Regions from separate parts of the Homo sapiens genome. Here region 1 is linked to region 2. Evidence: read pairs that join two places in POLR2A ChIA-PET (ENCODE). Cell type or tissue: CD4-positive, alpha-beta T cell. All regions are shown on one strand. Links, peaks and the distances in the headings refer to the core of each region. The heading gives the core; the rest is flanking DNA. Region 1 has its middle 27 kb from the start of MYH9-DT. Region 2 holds the start of APOL3 (apolipoprotein L3).

Region 1 (4,384 bases), core at 88-4,087, 250 kb before region 2:
ATTCCTCATCATTCCGAGATGATTATGCTTCCTCTGCTTATTTTTTGGGGACGAGATCAAATGAGAGCCTGGATGTCTACGATGCTGCTCTAGAACAGTGTCCTAGGCACCCCTTGCTGCCTGTGTCCCTGGCTTGTGAAAGGCAGAATCAGCATTTTGCACTCAACTTTTCCCCGCAGCCCCTCAATGGACACTTGGTGTCTGACCAGTGCTGCTCTGAATCCTGGCACTCTGTCCCCAGCTGTTTGATGTTGCAAGGGCAGAACCCCAACATGGGGGAACTGAAAGGGAATTTATTGGTTGGCAATAAATAATAATAATAAATAAAAGTCCAGGTGGAGCTGGGTGCAGGAGTCCAGATGATACTGTCAGGACTCTGTCCCTCAGCCCTGCTCTCCTCTGTGCAGGATTTATTTTCAGGCAGTTTCTCCCAACATGACGGCAAAGACCACCAGCTGCTCCATCCAGGTTCACATCAGGCCAATTAGCAACCTTAGGGGAAAGAGAGCATCTGGCCAGGCGAGGTGGCTCACTCCTGTAATCCCAGTACTTTGGGAAGCCGAGGCGGGTGGATCACCTGTTCAAGACCAGGTGAGGAGTTCAAGACCAGCCTGGCCAACATGGTGAAACCCCATCTCTACAAAAATACAAAAATTAGCCGGGCATGATGGTGGGTGCCTGTAATCCCAGCTACTCGGGAGCCTGAGGTGGAAGAATTGCTCGAACCCAGGAGGCAGAGGTTGCAGTGAGGCTGAGATCGTGCCATTGCACTCCAGCCTGGGTGATAGAGCAAGGCTCCATCTCAAAAGAAAAAAAAGAAATCTTGGCCAGGCACAGTGGCTCACATCTGTAATCCCAGCACTTTGGGAGGCCGAGGTGAGCAAATCATGAGGTCAGGAGTTCAAGACCGGCCTGGCCAACATAGTGAAACCACATCTCTACTAAAAATACAAAAACTAGCCAGGCGTGGTGGCGGGCACCTGTAGTCCCAGCTACTCGGGAGGCTGAGGCAGGAGAATCGCTTGAACCTGGGAGGCGCAGGTTGCAGTGAGCCAAGATCGCACCACTGCACTCCAGCCCAGGCAACAGTGTGAGACTCTGTATCAAAAAAAAAAAAAAGAAAAGAAAAGAAAACAAAAGAAAAGAAAAGAAAAGAAAAGAAAAAAGACCGGGTGTGGTGGTTCACACCTATAGTCCTAGCACTTTGGGAGGCCGAGGAGGATGGATCACCTAAGGTCAGGAGCTTGAGACCAGCCTCACCAACATGGAGAAACCCTGTCTCTACTAAAAATACAAAATTAGCCAGGCGTGGTGGTGCATGCCTGTAAACCCGGCTACTCAGGAAGCTGAGGCAAGAGAATCGCTTGAACCCAGGAGGCGGAGGTTGCAGTGAGCAGAGATCGCACGATTGCACTCCAGCCTGGGCAACAAGAGTGAAACTCTGTCTCAAAAAAAAAAAAAAAAAAAAAAAAAGAAAGAAAAAAAAGAAAAGAAAAAAAGAAAGAAAGAGAGCTTCTTTCTCTAACTTGTTCCAGCAAATAGCCTGGGGCTACTTCCATCTCTGGACTTGATCGCAAGACCATCCTGGAACATACTCCTGGGATCCTGATTGGTTAGGCCGAAGTCATGTGCCCACTCCAGACTTGAGAAAAAGGATCGGCCCAGCTTGACTCATGGGAGTTGAGTATGGGAGGCTGGTGACTCCCCAAAGGGAAAGGGGACATGCTGTTGTCAGGAGACGGGTATGACACTGGGTGGGCAGAGGCAACAGGTGACAGCTACAGGTGTTATGAGCCCTGGCCAGGAAGCTGGGATTGTGATCCAAGCTCTATCATTTACTCTCTTCGTGGCCTTGAGGAAGTCACTGACCCTTTCTGAGCTTTGGTTTTCTCATCTGTAAAAGAGAGTTTGACTCTATCACTGGGTCCCAAACCAAGCTGTTGCTAAAATCGCCTGGTGAGCTTTTAAAAATGTAAATTCAGCCAGGTGTGGTGGCTCACATCTGTAATCCTAGCACTCTGGGAGGCCCATGCAGGAGGATCCCTCAAGCCTAGGAGTTCAAGACCAGCCTCGGCAACATAGTGAGACCTCTCCTCTACGAAAAAAAAAAAAAAAAAGTAAATTCTCTGGTCCCATCCTAGACATTTTGATTCAGCTGGTCTGGGGTAGGACCAAGGACTCTGCATTTTTGACAACAACCCCAGAGGATTCTGATTGTTTGTTGTTGTGTTTTTCTTCTTTTCTTTTTTTTTTTAAGATGATCACTCCGTTGCCCAAGCTGGAGTGCAGTGGTGCGATCTCGGCTCACTGCAACCTCTGCTTCCTGGACTCAAGCGATTATCCTGCCTCAGCCTCCCGAGTAGCTGGGATTACAGGCGCCTGCCACCATGCCTGGCTAATTTTTTGTATTTTTAGTAGAGACGGGGTTTCACCATGTTGGCCAGGCTGGTCTCGAACTCCTGACCTCAGGTGATCTGCCCACCTCGGCCTCCCAAAGTGCTGGCATTACAGGCATAAGCCACAGTGCCCAGCCTGATGTGATTTTAATTTTGGAGTTCACTGGCTGAGATGGTTCCCAAGGTCCTTCCCACTCTAATGGCCTCTAATTCTGGAGTCAATCAATGTTGGCTGAAAGGCTGAGCAGAAAGATCCCGACTGTTGGCCGGGTGCAGTGGCCTGTAATCCCAGCACTTTGGGAGGCCGAGGCAGGTGGATCACTTGAGGTCACAAGTTTGAGACCAACCATGGCTATCATGGCAAAACCCTGTCTCTATTAAAAATAAAAAAAATTCACCGGGCATGGTGGTACTTGCCTGTAATCCCAGCTACTTAGGAGGCTGAGACAAGAGGATCACTTAACTAAGGAGGTGGAGGTTGCAGTGAGCTGAGATCAAGTCACTGCACTCCAGCCTGGGCGACAGAGCGAAACTCCATCTCGAAAAAAAAAAAAAGATCTCAATTGAGACAAGCAGACCACAGTGCTCACGAAATGCCCAGCCCTGCCCTGTATCCTTTCTTTTTTTTCTTTTTTTGAGGAGGAGTCTTGCTCTGTCGCCCAGGCTGGAGTGCAGTGGCATGATCTTGGCTCACTGCAAGCTCCGCCTCCCAGGTTCATGCCATTCTCCTGCCTCAGCCTCCCAAGTAGTAGCTGGGACTACAGGTGCCCGCCACCATACCCGGCTAATTTTTTGTATTTTTAGTAGAGATGGGGTTTCACTGTGTTAGCCAGGATAGTCTCGATCTCCTGACCTCGTGATCCGCCTGCCTCGGCCTCCCCAAGTGCTGGGATTACAGGCGTGAGCCACTGCGCTCAGCTTTTTTTTTTTTTTTTTTTTTGAGACAGAGTCTCACTCTGTCACCAGGCTGGAGTGGAATGGCGAGATCTCGGCTCACTGCAACCTCTGCCTCCCGGGTTCAAGCGATTCTCCTGCCTCAGCCTCCCAAGTAGCTGGGACTACAGGCGCCTGCAACCACCCCGGCTGATTTTTGTATATTTAGTAGAGATGGTTTTTTGCCATGTTGGCCAGGCTGGTTTTGAACTCCTGACCTCAGGTGATCCACCAGCCTCTGCCTCCAAGAGTGCTGGCATTACAGGCATGAGGCACTGTGCCTGGCCCCTGTAGATCCTTTCATGGGTGGGCCTGTGGCTAGGTCTGGCTAATGATATGGCAGTGAAAGTGACATATGTCACTTCCAGGATGAGGTAGTTAAAAGCCTATACCCCAGATGTCAGTCTCTCTCTCGCCTGCCTTGATGAATGATTTGTACAGCAGCCCTGTACTGCAGGGGCACTTGCCACACGCAGCGAAGACGTGATGGTGGGCACAGCAGAGAAAGTGGGCTTGGGCCTTGGCATTCTCCCACCCCTCCTTTCTCCAGCTGGATGAGAGTCTGCAATGAAGAATGGTGGGGGTCAGGATCAGACTGTGGGCCCCAGAGGAGGAAGAACAGGAAGGCTGTCCAAGGCCAGAGGCATCCTAGGACAGCTGGAGAAGTCTCACAGTGGATTGGCAGGATGGCCCGGGGCTACGCCAACCCCATGTAAGGCATTAAGGTGAGGGGAGAGCTATTGCTCCTTAATGAGGTGTTCGTCCTCATCAAGGTTGAAGGGCAAGTCCACTGGGGAGGAGTGACTCACCCAGCGTCCCTGGATACCTCTGATGCTGAGGGAACTCCAGCCCGAGGGCTTCCAAACCGAGGTCATTTCCCTCCATAGACCATGACTTCAGAGCGGCTTTGAGAATGCTGACAGCAATGAGTGGCCACTCCATTCAGAGGTGACCCTTGTTAGGGTTTGGACATTTTCCCCATTGATCTTAGGAAAAACCATGACTCTGGTTTTCCATGGTAAATTCTAGCATGTAGACAACAGGGTAAACTTTGC
Region 2 (4,384 bases), core at 65-4,064:
TATTACAGATAGACGACAGGTCCTCGGAGGTTGTAACAGGTTTGTTGGTATAGACTTTTAAGGAGTATGCAATTGACTGTGGGCTCGACCCTAGGATTGACAGCTTATTCTGGTCGGTTAACAGAAGTGGGGGCTGGAAATGTTTCTGATTGATTCCACTCAGAAGCAGGAATGGAAATGGCTGATAGACCTCTGCTAGGGAAGGTGTAAACACAGATTCAACAGTTTCTGTGATGTTGTGCAGTCCGTTGATGTTGTGTTTAAACAAGGTTTTAAAACTTCTTTGATGGTAGCTAAATATGGGTGTTGGAAAAAAACATTAGGAGAAATGATTGCAAGGGTTAATCTAGTTTAAAAAGCAAAAATATTGGTTACTGCATTTAAAACAGCTATTTTAGCATAAAAAATTATTTCACCCATTCAGGAGGAGGCAATTGAACTGCAAATATATGAGAATAACTATAACAATCCAACTTAAAGCTAATATTTAAAAAAAGGCACTAGGGAAAGTCAGTGGGCATTACTTATTTTTTGGCAGTCTTTTAAAGAGAGGCTTGAGGTCCACTAAAGTCTCACAAGTGTATTTGTCTGTGGAGACATCATCAGTTTGGGCAGCCCTCTGTGGTTTTACATAGGAGTGTGGATGCAGCTGGCAATCCAGAATACACAGCACTGAGATCAAGGTAGTCTCGACATCCCAATATCCTTGACCATTACCAGGAGAGAGTGTCCCCTGCTCTTTAGATGGAGGCTCCGCCTCCCCTGGGGCAGTCTGTGTGTCTCTCAAGTTGTACCTATGTGTGGACCATGGCTGTGCCCAGCATGGAGACCCCTTCCTACAGTGGGTACTACAGCCTTGCTGAAAACATTTGTCCCCTAGATTCTGAATAAAAGTGGTTAGAAAGAAAGAAAAGAAATGAAGCTCTGTTCAAAAGAAAAAGGAAAAAAAATTGCAAAACGATCTTCAGAAGCTGTGCTGCTGCCTATGGCAGTGTGGCAGGGAGGGGGCCTCGGGTGGGGTGAGTGCCCAAAAGGGTGGGCGAGGACGATTTGGGGAGTTCTCCAAAGGTTATGACCCACTATGGGCCTACCCTTCGTTCCCGGCTGTAAACCTCTAAACTTAGCATTTATCCAAGCTATCCCATGATCTGAATCCCAATCGGCTCTCTTAATCAGTAATTTTAAAAATTGCATCCAGCCAAAATGCCCAGTCTAAAGGGAGTTGAGGGTGATTCCTGGCTCTGTGGCCAGAGCATAAGAAACCATTTTGCCTCTCAAAGCTTCCCTGGGCTGTTAACAAGCTCTGGGCTTCAATGGCCACTACAACCTAATGAAGTTGTTTAATCACGTTAAACAGCTAATTAAACCTAAATCCAGAGAAGATTTCTCTAAGCCCTTCTCTAAAAGTTATTGGTGGCATGTTGGGGGATATACCCCCTCTCTAATGCAGCAAATACAACACTCATTGCAACTTCTCTTAGCCAAGCAGCGAAACATAGCACAAACATCTTGACCCAAAGCGAAAGGAAGCATTTTAGCAAAATATGTTTCAGTTCCCCAAGCTAAAATCAAGCACATATTAAAAGCCATGCTGAACGTAAATCATCCAGGTCACAGCACTAAGATATTACCAGGAATTCTGCGCTGGGATGGATCCTTTAACTGAGGAGATTAACAGAGCTGGAGTTCTGGACCAGTAATCTCAGTTCTTCTGAGAGTGAGCAAACAATTGCAGGCTAACTCCAAAATGCAAGCTCAAAGCAAAGTGTATTGAAGCACAGTTAGACACTCTCAGAGGGACAGTGGGCTAATTTCTGTGAAGTGAAGTCAGCCCCTCTATATAGAGTTTAAGGTGCTTCTGTGCGGTTTGTGGAGAGAAGTTGAGGTTGGGGCTGTGTCTGAGTAAAGGACGATGTCATCTGATTGGCAGTTTATGGTTATATAACTAAAATTAGGCAATGCATGTTTTTACCCATAATTTTCACAGAAAAGCCCACTCTGGGGCTTTTGTATAATAAAACCACATTTTATTATAATGATGGTATAATGAACTTGGGGTGACCTGAGGGCACAGTTTCATGTTACTGGGCATGTGCCCCTTTAGGGAATTTCCACCTGTGCCCTAGTTTCTCTTTCTTCAGGATGTGCTGGCCACAAACTATACCACCAACTTCATCAGTTAGGGGGGTCTTAGAATGGCTCTGGGGCTGAACTTAGGTGGGCCAGGAGCTGTTGCAGTGACAGGCTTTCTGCTCTCTTTTCTCCTCCCAGCTGCTAATGTCTACTTAACTGCCTGTTGGGAGCTGAAAAGGCCAAAGGGATTGTGACCAACTCAGCATTTCACTGGAGGCTATATGATCAAACAGCAAACTGTTTATCATGAATGCGGGATGTGGGTAAACTCACACTGCACCCGCCGCCAGAAGGTTTCCTGAGGGCCATCACTCCCTGGTGCTGGGCTCCTTGAAGTTATCTGTTGGGATATCTAGCACCTATTATTTGAAGGATGCAGTCTTGCAAGCCTGCTGTGAACCAAACGGCTGACTGACAATTACCTGACAATCACCCCCCCACCTTTTTCTCGTCATCTCTTTTACCTAATAAACTCAGAGAGCTTGAAAAGCTCAGAGCCCTTGTTCACTAGAAGCAAGGAACCCCCTGACCCCTTCTTCCTAATATACTCTTTTGTCTTTGTCTTTTACTCCCACATCCGCCCCCCACTTTGTTCAGTCAACCTGGGACTGTGGCCAATTACAACAGCCTAACAAAAGTGCCACAGGAGTGGAACATGGGGCAGTGGGCTCTGCTGAAGAGGATGCTAGGGGGCTTCTCAGGGGAGGAAATGCTAGATTTGCATTCTGATAGAGGAGCGTGACTTTTCCAGGTGAAGGTAGCAGGTGCTCCTGGCAGAAGAACCCACATAAGGAAGTGTCCAGAAGCCACACAGGTATGGCGTTCGACAAGAGCAGGTCTGGAACGGTGGCTCATGCTGAGGCAGGAGGATCATTTGAGGCCAGAGTTTGAAACCAACCTGGTAAAAATAGTAAGATTTCACCCCTTCAAAATCATTTTTTAAAAGTAGCCAGGCCGAGTGGCTCATGCTTGTAGTCCCAGCTACTCAGGAGGTTCATTTGAACCCTGGAATTTGAGGCTACAGTGAGCTATTATTGTGCCACCGCACTCCAGCCTGGGTGACAGAGCCAGACCCCATCTCAAAAACAAAACAAAACAAAACAACAAAATAACCCCAACAGCAATACAATCAATATGCAATAAGCGTCCACCCGGCATGTGTGATGGACTGTGGTAATGCTGATGGCATGGAGGGAGTGAGGTGGGCATCTGGGGAGTGTGGTGTTATTGGGGGTGGGGAGTAATCTGGAGGGTCTCATAGTCTTTCAGTGGTAGGTCTTTCTTCCTGAAGACACAGCAAACCCCCAACCCTAAGTATGGGAGGCAGGTGGGTTGGCCAAGAAGGACGTCTGGGGCTGCTCTTGGATCAGCAGGAGGGTGGGACCAAGGGTGCTGCTGGACCAAGGATGGGACTGGGCCAAGGGTGGGGCTGGGAAGCATCCTGTTTTGCATGTTTGATCAGGAGCTGCTGCCAAGTTGTGACTTTCACTTTCCCTTTTGGGTTCCAGGGTATATCTCAGAGCCTGGAGAACGTGTCTGGTTATTATGCAGATGCACGGCTGGAGGTGGGATCCACACAGCTCAGAACAGCTGGATCTTGCTCACACTCTTTCAAGAGAAGCTTCCTTGGTAAGTTAGGGGTGGTCTGACCTTCCCCATCTCCCCATCCTCACAGCAGCTCTATAAGAGAAGGGTCATTCACCTTTTGTAGATGAGCTCAGAGAGGTTAGGTAACTGACTGAGGTCACATCTCGGTCCATGGCAGAGCCTGAATTTGCACCCAGGTTTTAGCTGGACTTCTCCCTCCCTCTCTCTGGGCCCCCAAACAGTAGAGACAGAGGCAGAATCAGCTCAGCTGGGTTCACAAAGCTTCCTAGGGCTCAGCTCTAGTTCCAGCCTGCGTGAGACATGGCCCGGTGACCCCAGAAGGAAGGCAGATGTTGGGACTGTCCATTCCTTTAGAATATTTGGAGGAACCAGAGAAGGTGGAGGACAGGAGGTGATCCAGAGCCTGGCCTGTCCTTCTTGTGGCCTGGCCACCCTGAGGCTGGCCCCAGGGTGCTGCTGCTGAGGCCCGATGGGGACAGAGGATTTCCTTTGAGATACAAGGAACCTGGCTGGGCGCGGTGGCTCATGCCTGTAATCCCAGCACTTTGAGAGGCCGAGACGGGTAGATCACTTGAGGTTAGGAGTTCGAGACCTGCCTGGCCAATATGGAGAAACCCTGCCTCTACTAAAAATACAAAAAATT

Evidence for each region. ChIA-PET counts read pairs that join two places held together with the same protein. Peaks named below come from ENCODE experiments on the same cell type or tissue, not always from the same donor. Only the 100,000 strongest peaks of a DNase experiment are listed, where the experiment ranks them.
Region 1: POLR2A ChIA-PET joins it to region 2 with 8 read pairs; 4 of 35 experiments call an interaction of 5 or more read pairs at or near these places.

Annotation. Positions count from the first base shown.
Region 1 is chr22:36,412,980-36,417,363 of GRCh38, reverse strand. No RefSeq gene overlaps it. Among named protein-coding and RNA genes, the nearest start is that of MYH9-DT, 27 kb to the right of the region's middle. RefSeq lists an enhancer at 3,857-4,357. In CD4-positive, alpha-beta T cell, for the core only: no CTCF peak of the experiment used is centred there; no DNase peak of the experiment used is centred there.
Region 2 is chr22:36,160,047-36,164,430 of GRCh38, reverse strand. It overlaps APOL3 (apolipoprotein L3), which reads left to right and starts at 3,676. Exons shown (of 4, transcript NM_145639.2): 1 at 3,676-3,762. RefSeq lists enhancers at 2,073-2,232, 2,184-2,757. In CD4-positive, alpha-beta T cell, for the core only: no CTCF peak of the experiment used is centred there; DNase peaks (open chromatin) are centred at 2,020, 2,430 and 3,630; H3K4me3 peaks cover 873 bases; H3K27ac peaks cover 3,429 bases.